Linked DNA regions of Homo sapiens: region 1 is linked to region 2. A link is a contact called in ENCODE Hi-C or POLR2A ChIA-PET data. All regions are on one chromosome and are shown on one strand. Each heading gives the region's core, a stretch centred on a gene start or an enhancer-like site at or near the end of the contact. The rest is flanking DNA. Distances are from core to core; before and after follow the strand shown. Region 1 overlaps NTM (neurotrimin). Region 2 overlaps NTM (neurotrimin).

The links. Hi-C counts contacts between places; a loop is a spot of excess contacts on that map. ChIA-PET counts read pairs that join two places held with the same protein, here RNA polymerase II (POLR2A). Pooled maps may share reads with other maps.
Region 1: a map of IMR-90 shows a loop between it and region 2 (2.1-fold over the local background). The contact joins two enhancer-like sites. A Hi-C loop is called at or near these places in 2 of 168 maps with a recorded cell type or tissue (IMR-90 and PC-3) and 1 of 50 pooled maps. POLR2A ChIA-PET finds 5 or more read pairs at or near these places in 2 of 52 experiments (AG04450 and H1).

Annotation. Positions count from the first base shown.
Region 1 is chr11:132,056,810-132,061,528 of GRCh38, reverse strand. All of the region lies in intron 2 of NTM (neurotrimin), which reads right to left. Among named protein-coding and RNA genes, the nearest start is that of NTM-AS3, 160 kb to the right of the region's middle. Within about 2 kb of position 3,033, at least 6 of the 41 ENCODE cell types and tissues checked have a DNase peak (open chromatin) inside an H3K27ac peak, as active enhancers do; they include IMR-90, where a contact is called at or near this core.
Region 2 is chr11:131,885,512-131,890,556 of GRCh38, reverse strand. The region is part of intron 1 of NTM (neurotrimin); the gene reads right to left. All of the region lies in intron 1 of NTM-AS3 (NTM antisense RNA 3), which reads left to right. Among named protein-coding and RNA genes, the nearest start is that of NTM-AS3, 9.3 kb to the left of the region's middle. RefSeq lists an enhancer at 811-1,704. Within about 2 kb of position 2,081, at least 7 of the 41 ENCODE cell types and tissues checked have a DNase peak (open chromatin) inside an H3K27ac peak, as active enhancers do; they include IMR-90, where a contact is called at or near this core.

The DNA.
Region 1 (4,719 bases), core at 1,784-4,283, 170 kb before region 2:
TGATTCAATCTAACTCAATTTAATTTAACACATTCATTAGCCACACACTCTATTAGGTATAAGCTGGTATGAAAATTAATAGTTAAACACAACCCTTCTTCACAAGAAACCTAAAATAATTTATCAGCCAGGGTTTGAGGGACCTTTATAATTGCAATATGAAAGATGCTAAACATCAGTGAGTGTAATACCTAAGGTGTTGATAAAGACATTTAGATGACTTTGATTTATTGGCCATTCTATTAGAACGTACACAAAAAATATGCCAATGCTAAGCAAAATGTTATTTATGTATGACACAAAACAGCTGATAACTGCTATGAGATGCTTTACTTTTACATTTCTTTACTTCTTAGATAGTGAACTTATCTTAGTGTGTGACTATCTTGATTTTTGAACAAAAATTGCAACTAGAATGGGTATTTTTTGAAGGACAAAGGAAAAGAAGAAATAGAAAAAAATTGTGCTGCAGCACTACTATATCTTCAATGCAGCATTAACAGTAAAACAAATAAAAATCTAGCAGCATTTTAGCATGCATTCACAAAATGCCATCTTAAAATCACTTAGATCTTCATTATTTTTTCAACATAGCAAAAGTGTTTGCTTTTGCAGATGCTCTAACACAAACATTCACATTCTAGACCAATAAAAATCACAATCATTTGCAGTTATGACCACTAACACCATTTGTAGACATGTAAAATCAAAAAAGATTAATCACACTATATGAAGCAGGAAATACACTGATTTCTGAATCATTCTGCAAACTCAGGTCTAGACCCTCATGAAAAGATAACACAAGCAGAGCCTGCAACCGCACAGAGATTGCAAATCCTAAAGAAACTCCAGGTAGTATACTATTTCTGTGACTGCAAGTCAAAGTCTGTGTTTGATTTTCTATGAGTGGTTTCCACCAATAACATGTGACAGAGTCGAAAGTTTTTTGCATGGCTCCATATTTCTGTATTTATTGTGCGTGTTTACCAACAGCAAAATGTTATTTACAACCTCCTTTCATCAGCGGAGGACAGCAGTTCCAATATTCCAGTTTCTCTCACTGCTATGTTCCATTAAATGTGGATACAACCTCTGTTCATAGCGCAGTAACAATCAAAATTTAGGAAGACTTTACTCTAGGGCAGACTTGCTTTAAAAAAAAGTATTTTGGAGGATAATGTCTCCTTGTCTTCAGCCTCGAATGCACCAGGTAAACGGAGCACCCCTTGCCTACACAATTTCATTGCCCGTTCCCTAAACAGGAAAGAGACTTGTAATAAGACACTTAAGTGTTGAAAGAATCTAGAACGAAGCCCAGGGGGTGGATGTATTGTAACTTTGGGAAGACGTATAATGCCAAAGTGTGGTCTTCGTGTTGAGGCAGCACGCCTGGGTTTTGGCCTGAAGAGGCAGTTCTGCCACTCAACCTGGGGCCTATGTCTCATGTGGAGGGAAGAATCCCCTCCTGGATGCACACTGCTTGAGATATGAGCTTGTCTAGAGGAAGCTGGGGGATCCTGGAGAGCTACAGGTATCTAGAGGACAGGAGGGTCTCTAATCTGGAAGAAATAGGCACCTCCCTCAAAAGGCTGCAGGAGGGACTCCAGAGAACCCATTGCAGGAGGGGAGTCCATGAGGCACTGTGTAGCTTGGTGTGTGGCTGAGGAATGGAGCTGGGAATCAGTGGGGAAAGAACTGAATAACAAATTTGGGAATCCTTGACATAAATACCCTGAAGAAACAAACCAGGCTCTGAGGCTGATGCAGAGCTCGTGGCAGGGGGTGATGGGGGGTGGTGTGGGGCGGGGGAGGATTCGAAGGGCTCTCAAGTGGAGTCCATGGGAACTGGTCACAAAGCACCTACCCCAGTGCATACTTGGATGTTTGGTTTGGGGTAGACATCAGCTTGGCTTGAGTAGTGAGGTTCTGTTTCTCAATTTATAGGACTGCTAACCTAGGATCTGAACTTGAGTTCAGCCGGTACCACACACTTACTGGGAAAGTCACTTGACGGGTTTAGGGTCAGTTTCTTCATTTCAAAATACAAAGAATGTGTCAATCGGTCAACAGACAGTCCCTAAGGCCTCGCCCTGCTCTCTAGTTCTATGACTTGAGGAAAGGTAAACACCTGAAGCACTGTTACTTGGAGGCAGCAAATGCGTCTCTACATTTCATCTTCCTTTGTGGAGGCCAGACTCTCAGAGGCGGCCCTGAGCTGGGCTGGCCATGAGGAGAGGAGGGTGAGGAGGATCCAGGTTGTTGGGCTGCTGAACCACCTGGCCCGTGAATCCCATGTGTCCGACAAGCTCCTCTCTACAAAGAGGCAAGTGTTAGACTAGGGTGAGGGGACAACCAAAAGGGAAGGTGGAGGCCCAGAGGCTGCTTCTAGGCTATGAGGAAGAAGGGATGGTCAAGGCAGGAATGGAAGAAGGGAGAAAGCACCAGAGTGGGGTTTCTTTTCTGTCTATATTGGTTTTTTAAGCTAGAAAGGATAATCTTAAAACTTTTGTGAAAGGAGTTCTTAAACAGAGTTTGCACGCTTGATACCACCAGCACACTGAATTCCCTCTCACTCCTCCTCTACTTCACATTTTCACAATATCTATCACACACATTGTGGGAAACATTGGCTTAATTTCATTCAATATAGAGCAAGTACCCACTGTGCACCCTGCTTCCTACGTTTGAAATGCACAGGTTGTGCATCTACAACAAGGTTCAAACAAGAGGATTCAGGCCCTGGGCTGTGATCCTATTGGTTTCGTGATGTTCTGGAAGTCAGTATGTCTCAGACTCAGCGAAGAAGGCAACTTCCTGTTTTAGGTGGCTTGCTAAATAAAATCTTCTCTTCCTTTCTGAACTCCCTGCCCCAGCCAAACCCACACAAAATAAGGGAAGAGAAACATACTAAGAATAGGAACTTGAATAATCCCTGAAAGATAGCAAGCAGAGAGAACCAACCATGGCAAGTGCCCATGTCAAGAGGGGGATGAAAGTCTCGAGATGGTTGGAAGCAACACAGCATTAGTCATCTCATTGCAGTGGGAGAAGTCAGAAAGGCTAAATCTCTACACCAAACAGAAAGACATGGAGTGCATGGCTTAAGGCTAGGAAGGAGACTTAATCCGCTTCGCAGGGCAGAGTTCTCAAGGCAGGTGACATTGGGAGGATCAAGGACTCACCACAGCCAGGACCAGAGCACTGCCCCATAGCACATTCCACGCCTTCCCCATTTTTACCGAAACCAGCACACATTCCAGCAGCAGCACCTCCCGCCCACTTCCTCCATCAGAATGCAAGGACAGGCAACAAGCAGACAAATGGTCATTCAGCGTTACAGAGATGGGTTCAATCCAGAATCACCAAACATTTCACAAAGAACGCCACCATGAACATCAAATAAAGAAACAAAATAAAAGAGGCTCAACAGACAGAACAACTCAAATCAGAGGGATCAGAGCTAACAGGGAAAGGAGAATAGGACTGTATATGTAGGTTTCATGTCCACAGAGAGATAAAAAAATATTTCAGTCATGAACAAGGCTAGGAGTTATGAGACAAGCACAGACTTGTGAAAAAGGACCCAAGTAGAGATCTTGGAAATGAGAAGCCACTGGGCAATGGTCTTAGGTCAAAATGATCACAAAATGAGGTAGAGGAAGCTGATGAGGCACAAACAAACCAAAAAACAACCAACAGCGCCAGTGAGAGAAGTCCCCAGCTGCAGGATATTTTGAGTAAGGGAAAGAAAGATGTTGAGAAAAAAACACGCGGAGTCTAGGCCCACTTCAAAATCCAACTAAGATGTTTCTTTAGGGTCTACTATGTTTGTGTGATTCCCCTCACAAATTAAGCATCTGCAGTGTCCCCTCCAGAGACCATGAAGGAGAAGACAGGATTCAAGAGAAAACACTAAGGATGCAGAAGTACAGAGGAAAGGAAGGGGCAGCACAGCTCAGAGGAACATGAAGTGTTTGGCGAAAGGGGACTCGTGGTGGACACTCATGTTGGGAGGAGTAGGAAAAATTGCAAGTATTTATTTTCAAAGATGTTTTCTTAAAAACTAGGCAACTGAAAGGACATTACTACAATTCTTGAAAATATAAACACACAGCTGAATCTGTTTGACAAAGTAGGACAAGAAAATCAGGGAAGAAGTTTTTGCACTACCACATCACATTGCTAAAACATGCCTGAGAGTGAAAACGAACTAGATTTATATCTGCATTTCTAGAAACCTAAAAAAAAAAAATCCAAAATACACCGTATATTTTAGACTTAATCTCTGACAATATTTACTGCATTGTGTCTGTTCTCTTTCTTTTCTTTTTTCTTTTCCTTTACAGCTGAGCACACAATCAGATAGCTCAAGTATGATAAGCACCCGATTGAGGCTAAACATTTGCTCTTTTTTGCACGCCAAATGATTTCCATCTTTGCCTCAATTGTGTTAAGTTTATGAAACCTATGTTTTTTATCACTGGTATCAGCACTTTCATTTTTCTGTGGGGGAAGAATGCAGTGAAGTATTCAAACAATCGTACTAACACTGCTATACGACAAAGCAGGCGGCGCCCCTGGAACCAAGAAGCTGTCTGGTGGGCAGCACAGCTGGTGGTGACTCATTCATCAAGGCGACACACAAGGCTAGGCTTGGCATTTGCAAAGTGGTTTCCGTGGAGTGCACTGGGGGATTTGTGGACTGTGCAAGAGTTGAAC
Region 2 (5,045 bases), core at 832-3,331:
TGCTAATACCAACCAATTGTGAAACTTTGCCTTACAAAAAAGGAGAGCGCTCATGAGTTTCCTCGTCTCCTCTACTGTAAACAACGCACAGGGCTCAGCTCCTACCACTGTCTCCCCCTGCACTCAGCAGGCTGCTGGTGGTTATTACAGGAGGCTGCCTTACCATTAGCACAGCAATGCCAATTAATTGCAGTCATGAGCAGACTTCACATTTAAGGAACCTCACAGCCTGAGCCCTAGCAGCATTTGTAGATTCAGAATGTGTTTAGAAAGCTCTGTTTCCAGGGGGTATGGTGTGTGTCTCTACAAAGAGGGGAAGTCTCTGAGGGTCAGGGGTGAGGTGGATATGTGTGTGTGTGTGTGAGAGAGAGAGAGAGACAGAGAGAGAGAGAGAGAGAGACAGAGAGAGAGAGAGAGAGGGAGAGAGAGGGCCTGTGTGTGCTGTGCATATTTCTGCTATCTTAAAGTAGCCAGGTGCCTTCCTTTGGAGCAGAGAATTGGGTCAGGGAGGAGTGCACTGCTGGAGAGATGAGCTTTGGGTGGGCTGAGAAGGAGGAGTCTCTGTGAACAAGAGAAATGAGACTTTGAATACAAGGGATTTGGGAAAGGAGCTAAATGCATGCCTAAGTAGGAAGTTTCTGAAGGTGGAGGGAGAGGGTTCCTGCAGAGACATCCATCTTTGGTTTTGGAAACAATTTATCATGCAAAAGAGGGATGCTACTGATCCCTCATGCAAAAGAGGGGCGCTACAGTGCTCCATGCCTCTTGGGTTCCTGTACTTTCCTTCCCCCAGTTTCTTCATGAAAACCTCAGATGTGCCTCTCTTTGCACTTCCCACTCTGTTGTTCGTATTCTCTCCTTTCTCTCTATTTGTAAGTGACAGGCGGTGAGGACAAAGTCCCTACTCCTTACTAGGCAAACAGGCTCCACTGAGTCTGTTGTTTAGAACCTTGTGGAAGTCCTGAAACAAACCCTAAAAGGAGCACTGTTTTCCCTTGAGGACCTTCTAATGTATTTTTTTTTAAAGGCCCACACACTGGGCCGTCAAAGTCACATGCAATATGACAAAGTGGGTAATTATGTTTTGCTTAGCACACATCAAAGGAACAAATGGCTGGAGAGTGGTGTGTGCTGTGCACTCAGGCGTGATGTGTGAGGCCAGCCTGGCTGGGGGTATGGGCTGGGGTGTGGCCATCAGAGCCCAGGCTGGCCCTCTGGTCCCCTACCTTAAAAGGAAGGAGGCTGTGAGACTTACTTCAATCTGGGAGCTGAAGTGGAATCTGCCTGGCCTGTATCTTATGCTCCTTTGTTTGGTTTGCATGGAAACCTGTGTTTATGGGGAAACTCCAGGCCTGCTTGCTACAGACAGATGTTTCTGATCTCTGTCCCTTATCATGTTAAGAATGTTCCTTTTGGGAGATGAACCATCATTTTATTTTCTCTTGCACTGGTGCAGGAGATGGAAATAAATTACCAACACTTCCTAAAATCCGGACGCTCCCTTTGGAAGTGGGTGACTCCAAGCAGCCTTTGACAAGGGACTCATTTAGCACTCAATGCTGCTGCAGCTCAATGAAAAGAGAGGCTGCACCGAAGGTACAAATTATGTCCACGGTCCTTGTCACTGGTAAAATAAAAAAAAAAAAAATAAAGAGGAATAAAGCTAGATTCTATGTCGCCGATGCCGAGACCAGGCTCCTCTTTAAATGCAGGAGGTCTTCATCTCATCTCCCCTTCCCTCTACCTACCCCACAGGCTGGAAAAACTTGTCACTTTAAAATTTAATTATATAAAATCCTGCTCCCTTTACCCCCTGTGGATGAGCAATTGTTCTGCTATTTCTATAAGACGCCACAGGAAATATGAAAATAGGAGGCAGGATTTGGAGCAAGACTGTTCCTGAATGCCTGTGGTTAGCAGCGTCAGAGATGGCTGTGAGGATTTTACATCTGCGACAAGGAAGTGGAAGGAGGAGGGAGAAAGAGTGGGAAGGCAGGTACCACAAGAGACCTGTCTCGGGATGCTGCAGTGACCTTTGACCTGAAGGAACCAAACCTGGGGCTGAACCGAAAGGAGAACAGCCCTCACCTGTGCCAAGCTCACTTCCTAAGGCAGGAGATCCGGGCTGGCAGATGGGTCAAAATGAGTCATGAGCTGGAGGGGAATGAACGACGCATTTCTCCGCAGTGTGAAATGCCCTCTCCAAAACAGGCCGGGTGGTATCCATGGTCTCATTCATTCTTTTTTTGTTTTTTTGAGATCGAGTCTCACTCTGTCGCCGAGGCTGGAGTGTAGTGGTGCAATCTCAGCTCACTGCAACCTCCACCTCCCGGGTTCAAGCGATTCTCCTGCCTCAGCCTCCCGAGTAGCTGAAACCACAGGCGCACGCCACCATGCTTGGCTAAGTTTTGTATTTTTAGTAGAGACAGGGTTTCACCATATTAATCAGGCTGGTCTCGAAGTCCTAATTTCAGGTTATCCACCCAGCTTGGCCTCGTAAAATATTCTTTAACCAAATATTTTACTGGAAAGCAGTTTTGAGTAGCAACTCAAAGTATAGGCACTGAAGCCAGAAGCTGAGATTTCAATCATGGCTCCTTCACTTACTAAAGGGATTAATGTGGCAAGTTACTCTCTTCTTGCCTTGGTTTTCTCATCTGTAAACTGAAGATGACAATAATAGTACCTTCTTCATATAAAGTGCCTAGAACAGTGCTATCATAATCATCTGATAAGCCACCACAATATAGCAAATACTGAACTAGATACAAGGACAACAGTGCAGTAGGAGGTCCTGTGCTTGCATTCTGGTGGCTCATAACTTAATGGGGAAGATAGATGTGTATACACATTACCTACAGTGCGATGGGAGCAAAGAGAGTGGCATCTAACAAGTCTGAAATTTTGAAGATGAGTCCATCTAAGGATCAAAGGATTTGGGAACACTTAGCAGAAGAGATGGATCTGTAGTTTTTTTAGAATTGGTAGGAAGTTACCAATTGGAGAGCGGAATCAGATAATTTGTAGCACACAACAGAAAGAACAAAGAAGCTGAGGTTTAAGGCATCTTGGCCTGTTTGGTAAGACACAGTGAAAAGTGACTTGTGCCTGAAGAATGGCAGGAGAAGAAGCCAGAAAGAAGCCCACAAGGCTCGCTAGACAGTTTGGGTTTCATTGTGTTAGAAATCAGGATTCACTGAATTTCCTGTTTTGTTTTTGTTTTTGTTCCCAGGCACTCAGTCTTTTCATTTTCTTCAGCTTTATTGAGATATAATTGACAAATAAAACTGTATATATTCAAGGTGTACAACATGATGTTTTGATGTAAGTATGCATTGTGAAGTGATTGCCACAATTAAGCTAATTAACATATCCATCACATCACATAGTTACCTCTTTTTGGTGTGTGTGACAAAAATACTTACAATCTAATCTGTTAGAACATTTCAAGTGTACAATACATTGTTATCAACTGTAGTCATCATGCTGTACGTTACTTCTCCAGAACTTATTCATCAGGGGCTTTAGAGCTATACTGATGGGGGTTTTACCAGCTGCCTATTTGACCTTAGACAAGGTGTAAAATGAGAATGGTAGTGCTCGCTTGCGGAGCTACTATGAGGATTAAATGAGACAATGCACAGAACAGTGCCTAACGCACAGTAGGCACTCTATCAATGAGAGGTCTTAGTATCATCCCAGCGGGACAGATAAAGACCAGCAAGCCCTTCCTCAGGGATGTATGGAGACACAGCGTCCCTTCCTCCCTGCTAAAAAGCACAGAAACATCGTTAGCAAAGCTTGGCTCTGTCATCTTACCAGGGTAATGGTCAGAGCTTTGTAGGAAAGCTCCCTCAAGCTCCCTGGCCTCTGCAGGGATCTCACCTGAATCTCTAGTGTAGCCCTGCACCTGGGAAACAGAAGGAGACACAAGCAAACAGCAATCCCTGCCGAGTTAGCAAGACAGCAGCCACCAAATGGACAGTTTACTCTATAAACACAAGAGGCGTGCCTCAGACCCAGTTAGAAGGGATCTTTTTAGAGGTAGAGTGCAAATATGAGCAAAAGTGACTCAACTCAGGACTGGATAATGAACTGCTGCCCCAGCAAAACCATTGCATCCCCAGGTGGGGAACGGGGAAGAGGCTCCCAAGCCAAGGCAGTCTCCTCCACAGCCTGCCTGGGCAGAGAATTTCATTGAGGAGGATGAAGCCACAGGAATTAGAGACAGCCAGGAGGTCCAAGGCCCTTCCATTGCCAGTGGGAGTGTGGGGGCTTGGTTTTATTAAATAGAAGCTGGTGGTTTTCATGGCGTGAACCATTACAAACAGATGCATGGCAGGGAAGGATGGCTAGAAAGCATTTAACCAGGACAGAGTGAACTGGACAGGATTAAATCAAACTCAGGCACTGGCTTCACTGAGCCTTGCTTGTGCCTGGCTTGCCCTCAGAGAACGGCAAGGTTGAAACTGTACTGGTTGGCAGGGCTGGTGGGGAAGAGAGGGGTCTCTTGGGAAAACTAGGAGATTGAAGGAAAGGCAGGGAGTCAGGTGCTTAATCTTCCAGGTATTAATCCACTTTCTTTCTCCCTGGGTGGAAAAGAATGAACCCAAGAGCCTTCCAAGGCAGAAATCAGAGTGACGTACCCCACTTTCTCGTACCTTGCTGTCTCATCAACTACACCTCTCTGGTCTTCAGTGGCCACCATGTGCAGCCTTCCTAAGCAGAAAGTCTGCTCACACTTGCACTGGAGATAAGGAACCTGGGCCCCAGGGAGCCCTGTCCCATCAGGGAGCCTCTTGTATCAAATGTATCTAGTTATTCCATAATTCAACCGCGGCCTCAGTACAAAAAGCTCCTTTGTTGTGGTGGCTGATAATGCAATGAGACTCCTTCCCCTCTGTGAACTAATGACGTTTGTGGGGAGATGACAGGTGGGTATGAAAATGGAATTGGATGGGGTGGGGGCAGGCTCTGGCTCTGCTCCTTGCTCTTGCAGTTTCTGCTGCTCAGCCCCTGAGGAAGAGCGTGGGATGCTATTAGCC